3 separate regions of the Homo sapiens genome follow, and all the other regions are linked to region 3. The links are chromatin loops, found by intact Hi-C in ENCODE. Cell type or tissue: K562. All regions are shown on one strand. Links, peaks and the distances in the headings refer to the core of each region. The heading gives the core; the rest is flanking DNA.

Region 1 (5,584 bases), core at 1-4,000, 120 kb before region 3:
TACTACTATCCCACACCTGACAGTAATAGTCGGCCTCATCCCCGGCTTCGACCCTGCTGATGGTCAGGGTGGCCGTGTTCCCAGAGTTGGAGCCAGAGAATCGCTCAGGGATCCCTGAGGGCCGGTCGCTATCATCATAGACGACCAGCACAGGGGCCTGGCCTGGCTTCTGCTGGTACCAGTGCACACTTTTACTTCCAATGTTGTTTCCCCCACAGGTAATCCTGGCCGTCTGTCCTGGGGCCACTGACACCGAGGGTGGCTGAGTCAGCACATAGGAGGTCACAGAGCCTGCAAAGATAAAAATAAATAAATAAATAAATAAATAAATAAATAAATAAATAAGAGAGAGGTTGGCTTGCAGGTGAAAGATGCTTCTTATGAAATCCCTTGCCCTGCTGTCCCAGACAAGCTCCAGAGAGTCTGTGAACCCTCAGGGTATCCCCTGCAATCAGCCCCAGCCCCAGTGGCCCATGACTTTCCTGTTGTATGGAGACTTTGAACTGAAAACTCACTACTCTCTCCTGGCAGGTGCAGTCCCTCAGGCTCTCACAAGCCTTTGAGCACAGTTTGGGGGGAGTTCAGCCCCACCAGCCTCCCACCCTGCAGCAGGGTCATGAGCATCCTGCCCACCACAGGAAGGGCCCTCCTGAGCTCAGAATCAAGGACACGCTGGACCCAGAACCCTTGGGCTGGGCAGGTTGGTGAGACCCTGGGGGGATCACCTGTGCAGTGAGAGAGGAGGCCGAGGAGGAGAACGGTCCAGGCCATGGCTGAGGCACCACCAGTGCTGCTTCCTTAGGCCCAGACTGAGCAGGTTCCTCCCAGGCCTCTCTTATCCCCTTGCTGGAGAGAGCGGCCCATGATGCAAATCAGCAGAGTCAGAGGCTGCTGCTGGAGGAGATCTGTGGTTTCCAGAGAAGGACTCAGCCCCAAAGGAAACAGAGAGAGGAGGGCTGGCCCCTGCTTACCCACCCCCTCAGCCCATGCGATTTTCCTTCACCCACTGGTCCCATGGTCTGGGCTCACATCTTTACCCAGGTTGTGCCCAGCCTTGCTCCTTGGCTGGGTTGGTCGTGGAAAAGCTCAGAGCTGACTTCCTCTGTATTTTCTAGGGGATATAAAGACCTTCCTATGGGATAGATGTTGGCCGTGATTTAAGAGGTTGTTAGAGTCACAGTGGTGACAGGGGAATTATCTGGGGTCCACAGTCCCCTCCTTCATTCCATCCTGGCTCAGAAGGGAGGTGGTTAGCTTTTTTCTGCTTCTCTAGTAATGTCCTGATTGTAAATATTTTATGTCAGACATGAGATGTCTGGTACAGGCCTAAATCCATTTAAAGTCACATGCCAGAGCCCAATGCAGGGACCCTCTTCATTCTCACTCATGTCCAAGACGGGTCCCCAAGAGCCCAATGCAGGGACGCTTCTCATCTCCCACAGGGGACGGCACAAGCCTTGGACAGGTACAGGCCCCATTCCAGGGCACAGCTCCTCTGTGCTAGAGGAGAATGCAATTCTTGGTTGCCAAGGGCACATAGAATTTTGGAAGATCCATGGGATGCGGTAAGTTTCTACCTTGGCTGCGAGTTCTAGTGTCAGGTCATGGGTGCTGTGCCTCAGTATCACCAGGGTGCTGTCAGGACCAGGGACAGATCAGGAGGTGAAGGAAATGTTTGCTTCATGAGAAAATGAGAGGGGGCTGCAAACTCCAAGACCCAGGAAGTAAGTGTTTATTATAACTAAGTTGTCTTCTGTTGCTGGGAAAATGTAACAATGGATAAAAACTTAAGTCAACAAAAGATTAATGAGTAAGTATTGTGTGTCTCATAAGGAAATCAAGAACTACGAATTGGCAGGTTCCCCAGAACAGAGTCAGGAAAGACCGGGGACAGTGGACGTTGAGGGGTGGCCAGGGAAGGAGAAGTGGCTGTGTCTGCAGGACAGGGGCTCCCAGAGCAAAGGCAGGGAGGTGGGACACGTCTGACTACAGGATGGGATGGCATGTGTGACAGTGAGATGGGGGCCAGGTCGATGGGAAGAGGCAAAGTGCCTGAATGTGTGTCAGAAAAATAAGGATCATCTCCAAGAGTCAGATCTGAGAACCAGGAAGCCAGAAGAATGTAAACATCGGTGTCAAGGACAAATACTCTAAGAAAAGAAGAACCTCTTTCCCTCCAGATCTCAGGTCATGGTCACCGACCCTCCCTGCATGTGGGCATCTCCCTGATGCCCAGGCCCACCCCATCTCCAGGTGCTTCTGCCAGGTTACTCTCTGCTGCCCCCTGGTGGCCACTCTACGCGGGCTGCTGGAGGCTCAGGGGCCTCCTGGGTCCAGGTGTTGCTTCAGAATCTGCTGCTCAAGTCCCTGATCCCTTCGTTCATGGACTGCTGACCTCAGGGAAGAAACTCCTCTTCTCTGTGTGGCCCCTTCCTGCCTCAAGACCCGGCACAAGGTGCTCAAGATTCCTGATGGAAATACAAACACTCCATGTAGTAGAGGAGGTTTCAGGTTCTTCCTCAGGCTCCCTGCACGTCTGTCTCTCTGTGTGGTGGGTGGTCCTGAAGGGGGACTGGGGCTTGGTACTGAGGGATGCAGGACTCACAGGTGGCTTTGACTGGTTCTGGATACAAATACAGGGCCAGCGTACCTTCGTAGTGACTCCTGCAATAAAACAGAGACAGAAGCTCATTCACCCAACATATATCCACCCTGGCCCACTCTATCCTGGCAAGACTGCTTTTCAGGAGCTCAGCATGAGGAAAACACAGTCCTTGCTCTGAGGAGTTTCCTGTCCTATTCCTGGGTCAGTGCATGGGTCCACACCAGGTCCCAGACCCTCCCTAGTTCACCTGGCCCTGAAGACACTCAGGGGAGTTGGTCCTGGTCACTCCCCTCTACCTGATGCCCACCAGGCAGCACTGTAGGGACCCACCCTGCTGCCTGTGTATCTGGCCCTGGGCCAGCTTTCTGGGTCCCCATTGGGTCACCCAGCACTGCTTTCCCTGAAGTTCCAGAGCTTTCCTGACCCAGGAGCAGAGAATTCAGGGAGTGCACTTGACAAGGAAAGGAAGGGCCTGTGACAGGGAGTGACAATCTTAAGGCCACTGGGGAAGGAAGAAAGAAGAGCAGGACCAGGGAAGTCCTAGACCCATAATGATGAGCTCTTCTGAGTGTCCTGGAACCCGCCTGGACTTGGGGAGGGGACGTGGGAAAATCCTGAGTCAAATTTTTGAGGCCCTGATGCCAACAGCTTCCCCTCGTCAGTTCCTCCAGCTGCCTGTGGGGAGCGCTGCTCTACCTGGACATGGAGCCAGTCAGGACCTGGGAGGGCAGCCAGCTCCCTGCACTCATTGGCTGATTAGAAGACTCAAAGTACAGTACTCCAGGTTTCAATCAAACATAGGCCTTTTAATGATCCTTTAAGCTGACAAATTTTTAATATAATGTTTAAGGATTAGGGATCCCCCTATAAAAATGATCTATCTATGTTAATATTTCATTAGCTCAATAAATGAGTTGTCGATATATTAATACTATAGCATTTCTCAGTGCTTTTTTGAGCAGAGTATCATTTTCTTTTCTGTTTTTCCCATTTCCATGAGGTATGGGCCCAAATACAAGCCACGAGCATTGATATGAGAAGCCTCTGCTTTTCCTGTTCAATACGTCCCACACCTGACATGCTTACCTTATGCCAGTGTCCTAAAGGGAATCACGAAAAGCATCGGCTGAAGCAATAGGCAGAGAAATGTCACCTATGGTATGATTTTACCCAAGAGCCACACAAGGTATTTTCTCATGGAGCAAATAGATGATGCTCACACACAGGTGACCCTGCACAGGTGTGACTGAGTCATTCTGGGTCAGATGTGAGCTGAGCATGTTTCCTTCCCACTGACCAAGGTGGCTTCTGCCCTGCTCACCCCTGGGAGAAGCTCCCTCTTTGCTCCTGGTTCTTCATGCTGGGAAGATGCTCTTTTTTTGGGAAAGCAGAGCTGAGGCTGTCACGGCAGAATGAGGGGACCTTGTCTATGGGCTTTGAAATTCCTGGACTCACAGGTCCTAATTCTTCTCTGGATGCAAAATTATCAGGCAGCAGAATAACAGAGTAAGGGCCCCTTACCAGCCCCAGGCTGTGCTGAAAATGGTTTCCTAGTGCAGATCTCCCAGGCGGTCTCCAGGAGCCTGAGACTGGCTGAGTCAGTCCTCACTGAGGCCCAAGCAGCAGGGAAATGTGTGAACCTTCCCTCTTCTGTCGTGGTTCATCCAAAGATTTAGTTTTCTTTGAAATCCCAACATCCTGTCACTTGAAATTCTGAGCCTTGCACAGACGTGTTCACTGCTTCAAGTGGTGGAAAGTCTCCAGATGGACGAGTTCCTGCATCCGTCTGCACTTTCAAAAGTCTCTAATTTAGAGCTCAGCCATGTTTGTAGAGCAGAAGCTCCAATAAAGTAGGTGTGTAAGAGTGTGTTAGATAAGCAAGGGAGATGGTGAGAGAGAACATGAAAGCTTCCCAATCCCCTTCACCTCTAACCCCCGTGGTCCACATCTCCCAGGAACATACAGATGAGAGGGGCACGGACAGCAGAGACTCAGGGCTGGAAATTCCATGTTTAGAGCCACAGGTTTCTTCAGCTTCCTGTTCCACCAGCAGATCTAATCCCCTTATGCTCATCAGAGATAAGGTGTCCTCAGCCACCTTCTGTCCCTCTATGTGACTCAGTGTCCAATAGCTATGAATGACCTTTTTCTTGAGAATCAAATTCAGATGTAGACTCAGCAGTGGACACGGTCCTCCCAAGCACAGGGATCAGAGTCAGCAGCACAGAATCTGCCCCGTGAGCACAGTGTGCACAGCTCCACTGCACACCCAGCATAGCCCTACTGCATGGAAACAGTCCTGCTGCCAACAGTGAACACTGTCATCTTTGGGGGTACTTTTCACAAAATTATTCAAAAGCCTTGACAAAGGGTCTGGCTTAGAAATGCTGGCTGGAGACAGCTAACACTCAAATATGAGCATGAGAAGTTTGAGTATTCTTCCTGGCAACAAATTAACAGATTCAACAGACATTTCTGGAAGACTGGAAATGTGTGACCTTGGACCAGACAGAAGATCATTGCTAATTAGAGAAAGAGTGAGAGAGAGAGAAAGTTGAATTGTAGCATAAACAACAGAGAAAATGGTGCTCAGTACATAATTCTTCCATTTTTAACAGTTGTATAATTGCAAAATTACTTTGCTTCCTGAGCATGCAATATTTTTATTATGGTAAAATAAACATAACAAAATGTTTCATCCTTTTAATCATTTTTAAGTGTGTAATTAAGCGGCAGTAAGTACAGTAAAAATGTTGTGCAAACATCACCATTGTCCAACCCAAGAGCTTTTAGTTCAGCGCACAAAGAACCTCTATCTATTAGACAGCACTTTAGAAACTTTGGACATTGTGGACAAAATGACGAGTGTGTGATAAAAAGAAAATCCCAAGGATGAACCAAAGACGGTATTTGCACTTCACCCCCAGCTTCTGTGGAATCTCAGTGCAGTAGGGGGTGTGCCTCATCCAGGAACCCAGA
Region 2 (7,360 bases), core at 1,461-5,460, 130 kb before region 3:
AATATTTTCTCTCATTCTACATGTTGTCTTTACTCTGTTGATTGTTTCCTTTGCTTTTCAGGAACTTTGTAGTTTAATGATGTCCCATATCTCTATTATTTGTTGTTGCCTGTGCTTTTGAAGTCTTGGCCATATAATTTTTTATCTAGAACAATGTCCTAAAGAATTTGTTCTTCCCCTATGTTAAGTTCCCTTCTAGTAGTTTTATAGTTTGGGGTGTTATATTTGGGCCTTTAATCCATTTTTAGTTGATATTTTTTTGTGGAGAGGATAAGTGTCTAGTTTCATTGTTCTGTAGATGGGTATCCAGTTTTCTCAGCACCACTTATTGAAAATTGTGCCATTTTCTCAGTGTACATTCTTGACATCTTTGTTGAAAGTCAGCTATATATAGATATATGGATTTATTTACGGGTTTTCTATTTTGTTATATTGGTCTCAGTGTCTGATTGCATGCCAATAACTTCCTGTTTTGGTTACTATAGTTTGTAGCATATTTTAATTCTAGTAGTGTGATATCTTCAGCTGTGTTCTTTTTGCTCAGTATTGCTTTGGCTATTCAGCGTCTTTTAGGGTTTTATACCAATTTTAGAGGATTTTTTATTTCTGTGAATAATATCATTGGTATTTTGATAGGAATTGCATTGAGTTTGTAGATTGCTTTGGGTAGTAAGTTTCTTCATTTAATATTTTCTAAATGTAACTCCACTGATTTAGGCTTGCATTACTTCTAATAAGAAATCAACTATTACCTGGGGATGGTTACTGGGTAAGAAAAAACTAGTTAGAAATAATCAATAAGGCCTACTATTTGACAGCACAACAGGATGACTATAGTCAATAACAACTTAACTGTACATTTTATAAAGCTAAAAGAGTGTAATTGAATAGTTTATACTACAAAGGATAAGTGCTTGAGTGAATGAATACCGAATTTTCCATAATGTGGCTATTTCACATTGCATGCCTGTTTTGAAACATCTCGTGTACCCAATAAAAATATATGCCTACTATGAAGCCACTAAAATTAAAAAAATTTTTAAAAACCAAATTTGTTCTTGTCATTTTGTTGTTCACCTGTATCTCTCTCTCTCCCTTTCTCTCTTTCTCTCTCTCTCTCTATCTCTCTCTCTCTCTCTCTGTGTGTGTGTGTGTGTGTGTGTGTGTCTTTGGGACATGTTAAACTTTTTGGAATAGGAGGTTTCTAGTTTTCACAAAATTTGGGAAATTTTGGTCATTGTTCCTTTAAATTGTTTTTCTGCCTTTTCTCTTCCCTGTCCAATCTTACCTCCTTTAATGACTTTCATTATACCAATTTAGGCAGTTGAAGATGTCCTAAAACTCACTGATACTCTGTTTACGCTTTTGTGCTTCGTCTTGAATAGCTGCCATTGCCATATCTTCAAGTTCACTCATCTATTCTTTCACAGAATCCAATCTGCAATCAGTCTCATTCAGTGTATTTTTTATTGCAGACATATTATGGATCATTTATAAGAGTATAACTTGCGTCTGTCTTTATATGTTTTATGTATCCACTTAATATGATTTTTCAATCTTATATCCTCAAGAACAAGTAGAATAGAATAGAGTTATAAGAATTTCTTTCATATCCTTGCCTACAAGGTCTATCATGTGTGCAATTTTATTGCCATTTGGGATTGATTCACTTCTCTGTTTGATATAGCATATATTTTCTGGTTACCTTGCAGGAAATATTGACAGGATGAAGGCATTGTGCATTTTTCCTGCTGGGTTGAGAATTCTTTTGCAGTTCATTCTCTATTTCTGTCTTTTATTGTTGAATTCAGTAAAGTTACTTTACTGTTCAGAAAAACAGTTTGAGTTTTCTGTTTGCTTTTACACTTTCATAGTTGAGACCTGAGCAGCATTTTGTCTAGGGTGACTTTTTCCCCAGTACTGAGGCAAAGCTCTTCTGATGAGTCAACCTCATGCCCTGTAAGTCAGGCCTTTCCTCTGTGACTGTAGTGTGTGAGTGTCTGTGAGTGCGTGGGTGGGTGTGTGTGGGAGTGAGCTCTGTGAGGTGTTCCCTCAAGAGTCTTTGCGTGGTTCTTTTCTCTTTCGGAGGTGTTTCTTTACACACAAGTGCTCATCAGTTCATGTATATTTGCAGACCTCAGAGTTCTCTGCATGTGCAACTGCCTCCTCTTTGATACTCTTCCAACTAGACTGTTTTTGTTCATTTCTAAACAATTTTTGAGATCCCTGGAATCCTACTCTAAGAGGCAGGATTCCATGCAGTAGGGTTTCATGACATACTGTCAGGAAAGAAGTGTGGGAGGCGTGACTGGGAATGTGTTACAACTGACTGCTCAGCTAGAAGGCATTTCAAGGTCATTCTAAATTAAAATATGGCTTTGGGATTAAGGCATCAGGTAGTTATTGCTCCTGAACTACATTCTGAAGGAGGCACATCTTTGCATGAAGCCGTTCTTTGCACTCAAAGGCATTTTTTGGTGGGGAATTGCTGTGTGAAGCTGGGATGCCAAGGGATGCCACAGTGCTCACTAGAAAAGACTTTCCTGTTCAGAACATCAGGATGCATGGAGCTGGGGCTTGAGGGTCTCAGTTAAACATGGGGAGTTCAGACCAATAATCCAGGGCATTTGGGCCACAAAGTACAGGCATTGTGTTAGATCCAGTCACCACACAAGAGGAACTCCAGGGATCATGACCACTCAACAGCTGCCCATCTCCTTCTTGTGGTCCTTCCATTCAGGTCATCTTGAGGCAAGGCACACTCAGTCTAAACAACAGCAGAACAGCCTGGTCCTTCAAGCCTCACATCATCCTGACCCACCTTCTGCAGAGCCTACCTGGAGGAATGGAGGGAAAGGCAGCCTGGAGGTCTCAGATGCAGGTGAACTGGGCCAGCCCTGTTTATGGCTTTGTTCACAGTCCTGCTGGGGCTGGAGAGAGAGGATGACACAGATAGTGAAGGGGTTTCTGTCTCACTTCCCCATCTGTCTGTGTCAATGTGAGATGGTTACCACTGCTGTCCCGGGAGTTACAGTAATAGTCAGCCTCATCTTCCGCCTGAGCCCCAGTGATGGTCAAGGAAGCTGTGTTTCCTGAGCTGGAGCCAGAGAATCGGTCTGGGATCCCTGAGGGCCGGTTGTTTTTACCATAGATGACAAGTACAGGGGCCTGTCCTGGCTTCTGCTGGTACCAGCTTGCATAATAGCTTCTGAGGCTGTCTCCTTGGCATGTGATCCTGACTGTCTGTCCCAAGGCCACAGACACAGCAGGGTCCTGAGTCAGCTCAGAAGAAACCACAGAACCTGCAAAAGAGGACAGAAGAGGTGAGGATAAGGGTTTCACGCCTAGAGTCCCACACCCTACACTACTCCCTGTGTTGAGCCGAAGCTCAGGGCCAGGTTGGCACAGCTAGCATGATAATATGGGGTTGAGCCCTGGGAGGCAGCACCTATGCAAAGAGTGAGGAGAGTGAGCCAGAGAGGGGTCCAGGCCATGGTGGAGACACCCCAGAACTCTGCTTCTGAGCCCACAGCTAAGGAGGAACCTCCAGGCCTCTCTTATCATAGGAAGGGAAGTCTCTTCATGCAAATCTACTTCCTTTATTCTTGTGTCGTCGTTAGGTGGCTCTGGTGAGCAGTGGATGCAAATCTGTTCTCCATTCCCTAAAACATTTGTCCTGGTTCTTGTCTGAGCCCTGAGCCTGATGGCCTTCTCTGAGTAATTTCTCAAGATCAGAAGAAGGGCCAAGTGCATTTTCAGATTTACCCACTAGAAGGGGCCTCATAGGAAGCAACAGTCAGGCTCTTCGCCCTTGAGCATTACTAGGGGCTTGGACTCATTAGGGGCCTCAGACTAAACCTCACAGTGCCCCCTGGTGCACACAGCATGAATGCCATTTTCTGCACATCACTAGATCACTCAGAAGGGCTACTTATGAGTCCATAATACATGCCAGATGCATTAGCGAGAGTTTTACAAGTGTTACCTCAAGAAGACTTTTGTAATATAGAATAGGATGATGGGGAGCCTTGTGCTTCAAGCCCATCTTTATTAGTGAGTGAATATTAGGAGGTTAAATGTTTTTCCCAAGTCCTCCAGACAATAGGGAGTGGAGTCAAGATTCCACCCAGGAGATGCACCTCAGAGCCCGACCTTCCAGCCCCTTCCTGCACCGCCTCCTGCACCCTGCTCCATCTCCTCCTTCTCCCTCATCCAAGGTCTTTGGGGTCCCTCTTGTTTTTGCTAGAGCTCCCACAAGAAGATAGGAAAGAATTAGTGACCGAAATGGCAGAAACATATTTTCTCACAGTTCTGAAGCTGGAAAACCCAAGATAAAGGTGGTAGTGGGTTTGGTTTCCCCTGAGGACTCTCTCCTTGGCTTGCAGGTTGCTACCTCCTTGCTGAATCCTCACCTGGTCTTTTCTCTGCACGCTCACCTCTGGTGCCTCATTTCTGTGTGTGCAAATTTCTTCTTCCTAGGAGGACATCAGTCCAATTTGAGAAGAATCCACCCTAATTTTTTCATTTTCACTTAGTCACCTCTTTAAAGACCCTATGCACAATTTCAGTCACATATTGTGTGTTACAGCTTCAATGCATACATTTTGGGGGACTTAATTCAGCCAATAACCCCCCACCCTCTGGACTCCAAAAAACTCATGTCTTTCTCACTTGTAAAAACATTCAACTCATTCCAACAGCGCAAGTCCTAAACTAACTCAGCACCTACTCTAAGACCCAACTCTCATTTAGATATCACCCAAATCAAGTGTGGGTGATTATCCAGGATGATTCATCCTGAGGGTTTAAAGGAAAACAATTTGGGGGGTTTCCTCTCCAGTCTCCTGTTATCATCCAGGTTCCAGAAAAGTAAACTCCTACTTCAATAAGATTGAAATAAAAAAGTGAGTCAACATCAGCAACATTTTTGAGTCAGATGTGAAAAATTCACATCTGTGCACTTTTAAAATAATTTAGAGTATAGAATAATTTAAATGCCATAAAATTGAATTTTGTGATCAGTAGCCATGGGCTATCTCTGACAGCATTTGGAAAAGAGCTATAGTTGATACAGAAAATATAACCCAAAAAACAAGAGTTGTTTTTAGAGCAGAATATTTCCAAGTTAACTAAGATAAATCGTACACAGAAATAATATAATCCAAAGAAAATTAATTTCTTGTAGGCATATTAAATTACTAAATCCAATTTTAGCATTGAGCATCAACATTTTGGTATGCATATAAAGCCACCTCTCAATGGTTATATAAAAGGGCAGTTGTTTCCTACTTCATGTTACAGTTTATTTGTGGCTTAATGGTGCTTTGATAGTCAGAGAGAAGGTGCTCCAGAAGATGCTTCCTTTACCTAAAAGAGGGAAAATATTCTTTTACATAAAACGATAATTTGCAGGATAACATATTTCCACTCTCATCATCCCTGTTCTTGTCATGGCAACTTAGTTGGAGGACTTACAGTTAAAATCTCAAACTCAGCCAGGCACGGTAGTTCATGCCTGTAATCCCAGCACTTTGGGAGGCCGAGACGGGTGGATCATGAGGTCAGGAGATTGACACCATCCTGGTCAACATTGTGAAACCATGTCTCTACAAAAAATACAAAAATTAGCCTGGCATGATGGCGAGAGCTTGTAATCCCAGCTACTTGGGAGGCTGAGGCAGGAGAATTTCTTGAACCCGGGAGGTGGATGTTGCAGTGAGCCGCGATTGTGCCACTGCACTCCAGCCTGGCAACAGAGTGAGACTCCATCTCAAAAATAAATAAATAAATAAATAAATTTTAAAAACATCTCAAACTCTCTTCTTTATTCCATTGTTGCATTCTGAGTTTAACGATCTACTTGCTTTATAAAAATTTGCAATACATTTAAAAGTTCAACTTCATTTATCATTTGTTAATGATGCTCAGAACACCAACCATCTTGTGTGTTTTTGGTTTCAGCTACAAGGCTGATTTTAAGACCTTTTTTCTCTCAGCCTACACTGGATCACTCCCGACTTGGTGCAAGCTTCCTTGCCCATTTGCCCCTCCCTCTGCCTCTAATTTTTCACCTCGGAGGAATCTCTATTCCTGATATACTGAAGCTCTCACAAAACAGAGCAAATGGATGAAGATGAAAGTCATGAGCTTGTGACACAGGGCTGTCTTGAGCAGACACAAGATCCAATCAAACACATGGTACAGGTAGGTTCTTATCCAAAGAAAGACCTCAGGCCCCTAGAGGAGGTGAATTACAGTGTCCCTCACAAAGAGATCTCCACATAGAACATATGCGGGTGCAATGTTCAAACTTCAAATAACCCTAGAAACCAGAGACCGTTAAACCACATCCTGTGGGACATCCCTGGCCTGCCACCAATTTTTTTAATGGCCCCAGAACTGATAGTGGTTTTTATATGTTTTAATGATTACGTTGTAGATGGTGTATCAGAACATACATATTATCCCAACGTTGTCTTGTGCATGGCAAAGACTAAAATACCTCTTACCGAGGCATTGAAGAAACGGTTTACCAAATCCTAAAACATAATGAGCACTGAAATATTTGAGTAAATGCTCAACCTCAAGCAAAATAGGAGAAATCAAAAATAAATGTGTAACAAGATAACTTTGTATATCTGATAGGTTGGCACAAACTTGCACTTTCACCAATGAATTCCAATCAATATTTAGGGCTGGTATTGTAAACTGGTAGAACTGGAGGGGAATATGAAAACAATGGATAAAAGTTAAAAATGCACATCCTTTTGACCCAGCAATTCCACTTCTGGAAATTTATCCTATGGTGATATGCACACATGAACTCAAAGGAGTCTGCACAGGGATGCTTGCTGCAGTGTGATTTGTAAGATCAAAATCATGGTGATAACCATTAGAGGCTGCATGGCTAAAATCCTACTACAGAATACTCTACAGCGTTAGAATGAATGGGCAGTGCTCTATGCCTATGACGCCCCAGGAAAGAATAAGAAATGGTGCAGGTATGGGATGGCCTTTGACAAGGGGGACTGGGACAGGTGCCTTACACTTCACTCTCTCCTTTTCCTCTGAGATTTTCCACATCAGACAAACAGGTTAGGGACAGTGGAAGCCCCTCAGGCTGGGCCTGGCCACCTGCTCTGGCCTCTGAATGCAGCCTGGCCTGACAGCTTGGCTGCAACTTCATGACCAACCCAGAACCAGAACCACAAAACTAAGCTGCTCTCAATTCCAGATGCACCGAAGTGACAAGATCACAAACACGTGTTCTCTTACCATGCTAAATATTAGGGAGCAATTTTTATGCAACAATAGACAATAAATACAATTTGGTTTTTGAAATATATTTTCTTGTGGATAT
Region 3 (7,360 bases), core at 1,428-5,427:
TATGTTTTCCTCTATGTTCTAGCCTCTCTATTTTTCTCTTTGACTGAATCCTTTCCCGTGTGAGACCCCACTCCTGACCCCCAGAACATTTGGACACACAATATTGCAATTTTTTAGCATTTATCAGTAAGTATCTTCACAGTTGGATATGGGATATCCAGGTTTTTTGCACAGAATAACACCCCCTCCAATATCGGCACCACAAATCTTACTTTTTATGATGCTCTAGCAAGTCTGGAAAATCACAAACAGTAATGTTTCCCTACATGAAAACATTTGATGTGACTGTTGAGATGATCACGTGGTTTTTGTCTTCTGTTTTGTCTGCATCTTCACCAGCACTTGTTATTTTTTTGTCTTTTTAATGATAGCCTTTCCAGCTGGGGTAAGATGATGTCTCGTTGTGGCTTTGATTTGCATTCACCTGATGATTAGTGACGTTGAGCATTTTTTCATATGCTTGTTGGCCACCTGTTTATCTTCTTTTGAGAAAAGTCTATTCTGATCCTTTGCCCCCTTTTCAATGATATTACTTGATTTTTTGGTTGTTTGCTTGCTTTTGAAGCAGTGTCTTTCTCTGTTGCCCAGGCTAGAGTGCAGTGGTAAGATCATGACTCACTGCAACCTCCACCTCCTGGGCTCAAGTGATCCTCCCACTTCAGCCTCCCAAGTAACTGGGACCACAGGCTCACTCCACCAAGGCTGGCTAATTTAAAAAAAAAAATTTGTGGAGATGAGGGTTTCATTATATTGCCCAAGGTGGTCTCAAACTCCTGTGCTCAAGCAATCCTCCCACCTTGGCCTCCTAACTGCTGGGATTACAGGTGTGAGCCATCACATATGGCCTATTATTTTATTTATTTATTTTTTCTTCGAGACGGAGTCTTGCTCTCTCACCCAGGCTGGAGTGCAGTGGCGCGATCTTGGCTCGCTGCCAGCTCCGCCTCCCGGGTTCACGCCGTTCTTCTGCCTCAGCCTCCAGAGTAACTGGGACCACAGGAGCCCGCCACCACGCCCAACTAATTTTTTGTATTTTTAGTAGAGATGGGGTTTCACCGTGTTAGCCAAGATGGTCTCGATCTCCTGACCTCGTGATCCGCCCGCCTCAGCCTCCCAAAGTGCTGGGATTACAGGCGTGAGCCACCGCGCCCGGCCGTTTGTAGCATATTTTGAATTAGGTAATGTGATGCCTCCAGTTTTGTTTTTTGCTCAGTGTCATTTTGGCTATACTGGGTCTTTTGTGGCTCCATACAAATTGTAGAATTGTGGGGTTTTTCTTCTATTTCTGTGAGGTATGTCATTGGTATTTTGGTAGGGATTTCAGTGAGGCTGTAGATTGCTCTGGGTTATAAGTTTTTTCTTTTCATATTTTATAAATATAGCTCCACTACTTCCTGCTTGCATTGCTTCTAATAAAAATTCTGCTCTTGTCATTGTGTTCACCTGTATCTAACATGTCTTTTGCCTCTGACTTTTTTTTTTTTTTTTTTTTTGAGATTGAGTCTTGCTCTGTTGCCCAGGCTGGAATGCAGTGGTGCGATCTCAGCTCACTGCAACCTCTCAGGTTCAAGCAATTCTCCCTGCCTCAGCCTCCCGAGTAGCTGGGATTATAGACGCTTGCCACCACATCCGGCTAACTTTTTTGTATTTTTAGTACAGACGGGGTTTCATCATGTTGGCCAGCCTGGTCTCAAACTCCTGACCTCAGGTGATCCACCTGCCTCGACCTCCCAAAGTGCTTGGATTACAGGCGTGAGCCACCTCGTCTCTCTGGCTACTTTTAAGGCTACATTTCTTCACCACATTTCTTCATCATCATTTTAGCATAAAATTGCTAAAATGTTTTTTAGCAATTTGATGATGATGAGTGTTGTTGTTTTCTTTATGTGGGGTGTGAGTGTGTGTGTGTGTGCGTGCACACACGCTCTGGAGTGTTCTCTCAAGTGTCTTTGGATGGTTCTTTTCTCTTCCAGAGGTTGTTTCCTCCCACATATGTGCTCATCGGTGCTCACGAACATTTGCAGACTCCAGAGTCCTCTCTCTGTGCAACTCTCTCCTCTTTGTTACTCTTCCCTTTGGACTGTTTTGGTTTGTTTTTAAATCTTTTAATTCCCCAGACTCCTACTCTGAGAGGGGGAATTCCATGCAGTGAGGTTTAGGGATATATTCTCAGGAAAGAAGTATGGGAGGCATGAGTGGGAATGTGTTACAATTGAGTGCTCAGCTGCAACACACTTCAAGGCCATCCTAAATTAAGGCCTGACTTTGGGATTGAGGCATCAAGCAGTCATTGCACCTGAGCCACGCTCTGACATGGGCAAACTTTTGGGGGAGGCCATTCTTTGCAATCAATGGCATTTTCCGGTGGGGAGCAGCTGTGAGAAGCCAGGGCCTCCCGGCAGCTTTGGGTGTATGGCGGATGGGTGAGCCCTGAAAGGGGAATCTTGATGGACACCACACTGCCCATTGTGGTGGCCCTCCCTGTTCAGAATATGAGGATGTCATGGAGCTGGGGCTTGAGGGTCTCAGTTAAACCTGAGAAGTTCAGAATGATCTGGGGCATTTGGGCCACAGAAAAGCAGCACTGCCTTAGGTCCAGTCACCATACAGAAGGAAATCCAGGGACCATTACCACTCAATGGCTGTCTCCCTCTGACTATCCTTACACTCAGGTCATCTTAAGCCAAGACACAGCCACTCTGGACAATACCAGGACAGTCTGGTCCTGCCAGCCCCAAGTCCTCTCCTGACCTAACCCACTCTCTTCAGAGTCTCCCTGGAGGGCTTGGAGGTCAGGGCACCCTGGGGTCTCAGATCCAGGAAAACTGAGCCAGACCTGCCCATGGCTGTGTCCACAGTCCTGCTGGGGCCGGAGGAAGTGAGTGACACAGACAGAAAAAGGGTTTGTGTCTCACTTTTCCATCTGCCTGTGTCACTGTGAGTTGAGTAGCATGGTTGTCTATCAACTGATAGTAATAATCAGCCTCATCCTCAGCCTGGGCCCCAGTGATGGTCAGGGTGGTTGTGTTGCCTGATTTGGAGCCAGAGAATCGCTCAGGGATCCTTGAGGGCCGGTCACTGCTATCATAGATGACCAGCACGGGGGCCTGGCCTGGCTTCTGCTGGTACCAGTGTTCATAAGAGCCTTCCATGCTGTCTCCCTGGCAGGTGATCCTGGCCATTTGTCCCAAGGCCACAGACACTGCAGGCACCTGAGTTGGCCCAGAGGAAATAACGGAGCCCACAAGAGAGGACAGGAGAGGTGAGTCTGAGGATGAGGGCCTCATTCCCAGAACCCCACACCCTGCATCACTCCCTATGTTGAGTTGAAGGTCAGGGCCAGGCTGATCTTGATCCCACTGGGGGCTGAGCCCTGGGAGGCAGCACCTGTGCAGAGAGTGAGGACGAGCAGGGGAGGGGTCCAGGCCATAATGGAAATGCCCCAGAGCTCTGCCTCTGAGTCCACAGCTGGGAAGGGACCTTCAGGCCTTTCTTATCATAGAAAGGGGAGTCTCTTCATGCAACTCTACTTCCTTTATTCTTAATTCTTTGTTAGTTGGTTCCCTGTTAAGCAGCGGATGTAAATCTGCTCTCCATTCTTTAAAATGTATGTCGAAGTTCTTGTCTGACCCTATGTCTGAGGACATTCTCTGCGTAATTTTTCAAGAGTAGAAGAGTCAGGTGGGTTTCAGGATTCCACTCAATAGAAGGGGCCAGAAAGGAAATGACTCAAGTACTACCAGGGACTTGGAGCCATTAGTGTCCCAAACCAGGGGTCACAGTGCCCCCTGGTGCCCACAGGACAAATGTCATCCTGTATGTATCAATAGATCATACAGCAGAATGGCTACCTTCGATTTTTGCGGGGCGGGGGTTAGTTTTTGTGTGTGTGTGCGTTTGTGTGTGTGTGTGGTGGAGTCTCACTCTATCGTCCAGGCTGGAGTGCAATGGCACGATCTGGGCTGCAGAATGACAACCTTTTTTTTTTCCTTTTTGTGATGGAGTCTCACTCTATCATCTAGGCTGGAGTGCAATGGCACCATCTGGGCTCACCGCAACCTCCGCCTCTCAGGCTCAAGCTATTCCCCTGCCTCAGCCTCCTGAATAGCTGAGATTACAGAAGGGCACCACCATGCCTAGCTATTTTTTTTTTTTTTTTGTATTTTTAGTAGAGATGGAGTTTCACCATGTTGGCCTGGCTGGTCTGGAACTCCTGGACTCCAGTGATCCCCCACCTCGGCCTCCCAAAGTATTGGGATTACAGGCATAAGCCACCATGCCTGGCCTACTTTTGAGCCCTTAATATATGCCAGATGCATTGGTGAGTGTTTTACAAGCATAACTTCAAGAAAACTTGCATCATATGGAGTAGGAAGATGAGGAGCCCTATGCTCAGGGCCCAGATTTTATTAGGGAATCAATATTGGGAGGTGAAGTTTTTTCCCCAAGTTCCCCAGACAGTAGTGAGTGGAGTCCCAGTTCCATCCAGGAAACGAACCTCAGAGCATGACCTTCCAGCCCCTCCCTGCCCTGCCTCCTGCACCCTGCTCCATCTGTTCCCCCTACCCAAGGTCTTTGGGGTCCCTCTTGTTTTCATTTGCCAGTGCTGCCATCACAAGATACCAAAGAACTAGTGGCCTCAACAGCAAAACTTATTTTCTCAGTGCTGAAGCTGGAAAGTCCAGGGTGAAAGTGTTGGTAGGACTGATTTTCCCTGAGGCCTCTCTCCTTGGCTTGCAGGTCGTTACCTCCTTGCTGTGACCTCACATGGTCTTTCCTCCGCCTGCTCATCTCTGGTGTCTGATTTCTGTGTGTGCAAATTTTCTCTTCTAAGGAGAACACCAGTCAGACTGGATAAGAACCCACCCTCATGACCTCATTTTCACTTAATCACCTCCATAAAGACCCTGTCTCCAAATTTAGTCACACACTGTGATTAAGGCTTCATTGCATGAATCTTGAGGGACACAATTTAGCCAATAAGCCTCCACCCTGTGGACTCCAAAGCTTATTTCTTTCTCACTTGTAAAACACATTCACCCCATCCCAGTAGCCCAAATCATTAACTAACTCAGCACAAACTCTGAGACCCAAATACCTCCAAATAAAGTGTGGATGAGACTCCGGGTGTGATTCTTCCTGAGGCATTAAAAAATAACAGCTTTAGGAAAATTTTCCTCCTCTTTCCTGTCATCTGGGTGTTCAAAAAAGTCAAAGCTCCCACTTTATTTGCTAAGATTGAAAGAGGCTTTGCTCCTGTTTCCTTCTTTCTCCCTTCCTGAGACTGAGGGGCAGTCACAGCTGCTGGCTGGCGAGCACTTATGGAAAACGCAAATGGGTCAGTTGAAAAGATTGGCAGTTGGGCCAAGGTCCCCACAGAGAAGGGATCCCATACCACTTGCTGCTGCGTGCACGTCCAAGAGTCTCCTTTCCCCAAAGAGACTTTGGGCCTGATAGATTTAACTTTGAGTCTCTGGCTGATTTCCTCTTAAACAAACCTCAGTTCTTTCTCAAAAACTTTCAAGTAATGGAAATTGTCCATTTCAAGTCCATATTGCCCTCTCTGTTGGCTGGGCATGGTGGCACACACCTGTTGTCCCAGCAACTCAGGAGGCTGAGGTAGGAGATGGAGCCACTGCACTCCAGCCTGGGCTACCGATTGAGAACCTATTTTTTTTTTTTTTTTTAGATTGCCCACTCTGAGTCTACTTAAGCTTAGAAGTCCTAGATCCAGTTAGCACCTGTGTGTCAAATGCCATGTTTATCTCCTGGTGCATTATGACCAGGGGAGAATGCACCATTGGCAGGTGCTTCAGAAGAAAATAGGCCAGGGCTGCTGCAAGCCCTCCTGGTGAGTCAGCGAGAATATGCAGTGGGTGTGTGCTACATAGGGACCAACAGGCACAGAACACACGCTGCTGTTCCCAGCTCCAGGACAGCTCAGACAACTAAAGAACCTGCCTTCAGCTGGTGGCTGCCTACCCTGTAAGCAGTGTCCACATGGTGCTTGGGCAACACAGTTGATGGGGAATGAAAAGCAAAAGACACTTGGGATTTGAGTCTATTTCTTTATAATCTGAGATTTTCATTTCATGGCGATTTAGAGAACCAAAAATAGCATCTCTCCCAGAACGGAATCATTTGTCACAAGCTATTATCAAATATGCCCTTCAAATTGTGTCCAAATTTGTCCAGATGTTTTCAAATTATGCTTAACAAGCAAATTAAGATACCATTAATATTGTGTGTATCACCAACGTGCTCTTAAACCATCACTCATGTAATGCTCCAGGGCCATGCACTTCAGTCTGAATTTGAGGACAGGGGCAGGGAGGGATCTGTGCATGAGCACAGGAGTGACCGTTGCTCATCTTCTCATCCACAGACATACGAATCTGTCCACAAGTGACAGGGACTGAATTGCTTAAACTGCAAGCTCCAGGTTACTGTAATCAGAGGCCACATTTGGTATTGCACTCCAGTAAGTATGTAGTTGTGACTTCTGATGATCTTTAGAGCTATTTTAGGTCATTCTTTATGAAAAAAAATCCTCATCTTCTCAGAATGCAAGATGGATTGCAAACACTGCATATTTAATAGGAAAAACAGGGAAACAGCAGGAGAGACGAGTGGAGAGAAAGCACAGCTATTTTTATAGTGGCAGAAAGGATAGGCATGTTACAGATGCTATGTCAAGGAGCAACAACTCTCCTATTCCTGCATGGCCCAGGTGAAACAGCTGCTATAAGTCCAATGAAAACAGAGTCTAGAAAAGCATTTGGTAAAGATCCTCTACTCCATACCTAAGCTTTGACTAATTACACATAGAAAGACCAAGGAACCTGTTCAAATTTAAAATGCTCTGATAAAAGTAACTAATTGCTCAGTTTCACAGTAGCATGACATTTGGAAGCTATGTAGCTAAACTAGGCTGGGGTTAAAAAAAATTAAATCGCGGTTATTAAGAAGTCAATATGGAAAGAAAAAGTCTGAAAACACTCCTAGTTCAAATTGTACCCATTTTCAGTGGTAAAACTCAGGATAGGGTTTACCTCCGATTTACCTGATAACCAATGTGACTGAGCTGCCAAGACAGCTCTGGACATGGGGCAGAGGCCCTTTATCCTGTCCCTGCTGTGAATGCCCCTTCTTGCCATCCCTCCAGGTAGGTCTGAGTGCACCCCCAGGGTCCTGTGCTGGTCCCACTGCTCCATGGTGCCTTCCCTCTGACACTGGGATGCTACCCACTGTGGGGAGCTCCCCTTTTCCCTGACTTCATCTACATCTGCCAAAGAGGTTAGGGACAGTAGAAGCCCCCTCAGGCTGGGCCTGGCCACCTGCTCTGGCCTCTGAATGCAGC

The links. Hi-C counts contacts between places; a loop is a spot of excess contacts. Peaks named below come from ENCODE experiments on the same cell type or tissue, not always from the same donor. Only the 100,000 strongest peaks of a DNase experiment are listed, where the experiment ranks them.
Region 1: it touches region 3 in a loop (7-fold over the local background); 1 of 110 quality-filtered maps calls a loop at or near these places.
Region 2: it touches region 3 in a loop (3-fold over the local background); 1 of 110 quality-filtered maps calls a loop at or near these places.

The regions. Positions count from the first base shown.
Region 1 is chr22:22,707,606-22,713,189 of GRCh38, reverse strand. LL22NC03-102D1.18 (a long non-coding RNA gene) reads left to right here and starts at 1,596. Exons shown (of 3, transcript XR_001755442.1): 1 at 1,596-1,724. It also overlaps IGL and IGLV3-21. In K562, for the core only: no CTCF peak of the experiment used is centred there; DNase peaks (open chromatin) are centred at 807, 2,299, 2,879, 3,329 and 1 weaker place; H3K27me3 peaks cover 782 bases.
Region 2 is chr22:22,716,797-22,724,156 of GRCh38, reverse strand. It overlaps IGL and IGLV3-19. Among named protein-coding and RNA genes, the nearest start is that of LL22NC03-102D1.18, 8.9 kb to the right of the region's middle. In K562, for the core only: no CTCF peak of the experiment used is centred there; DNase peaks (open chromatin) are centred at 1,976, 2,946, 3,616, 3,856 and 2 weaker places; H3K27me3 peaks cover 1,060 bases.
Region 3 is chr22:22,590,637-22,597,996 of GRCh38, reverse strand. It overlaps IGL and IGLV3-32. Among named protein-coding and RNA genes, the nearest start is that of LL22NC03-63E9.3, 35 kb to the right of the region's middle. RefSeq lists an enhancer at 2,735-3,234. In K562, for the core only: no CTCF peak of the experiment used is centred there; a DNase peak (open chromatin) is centred at 3,776; H3K27me3 peaks cover 2,031 bases.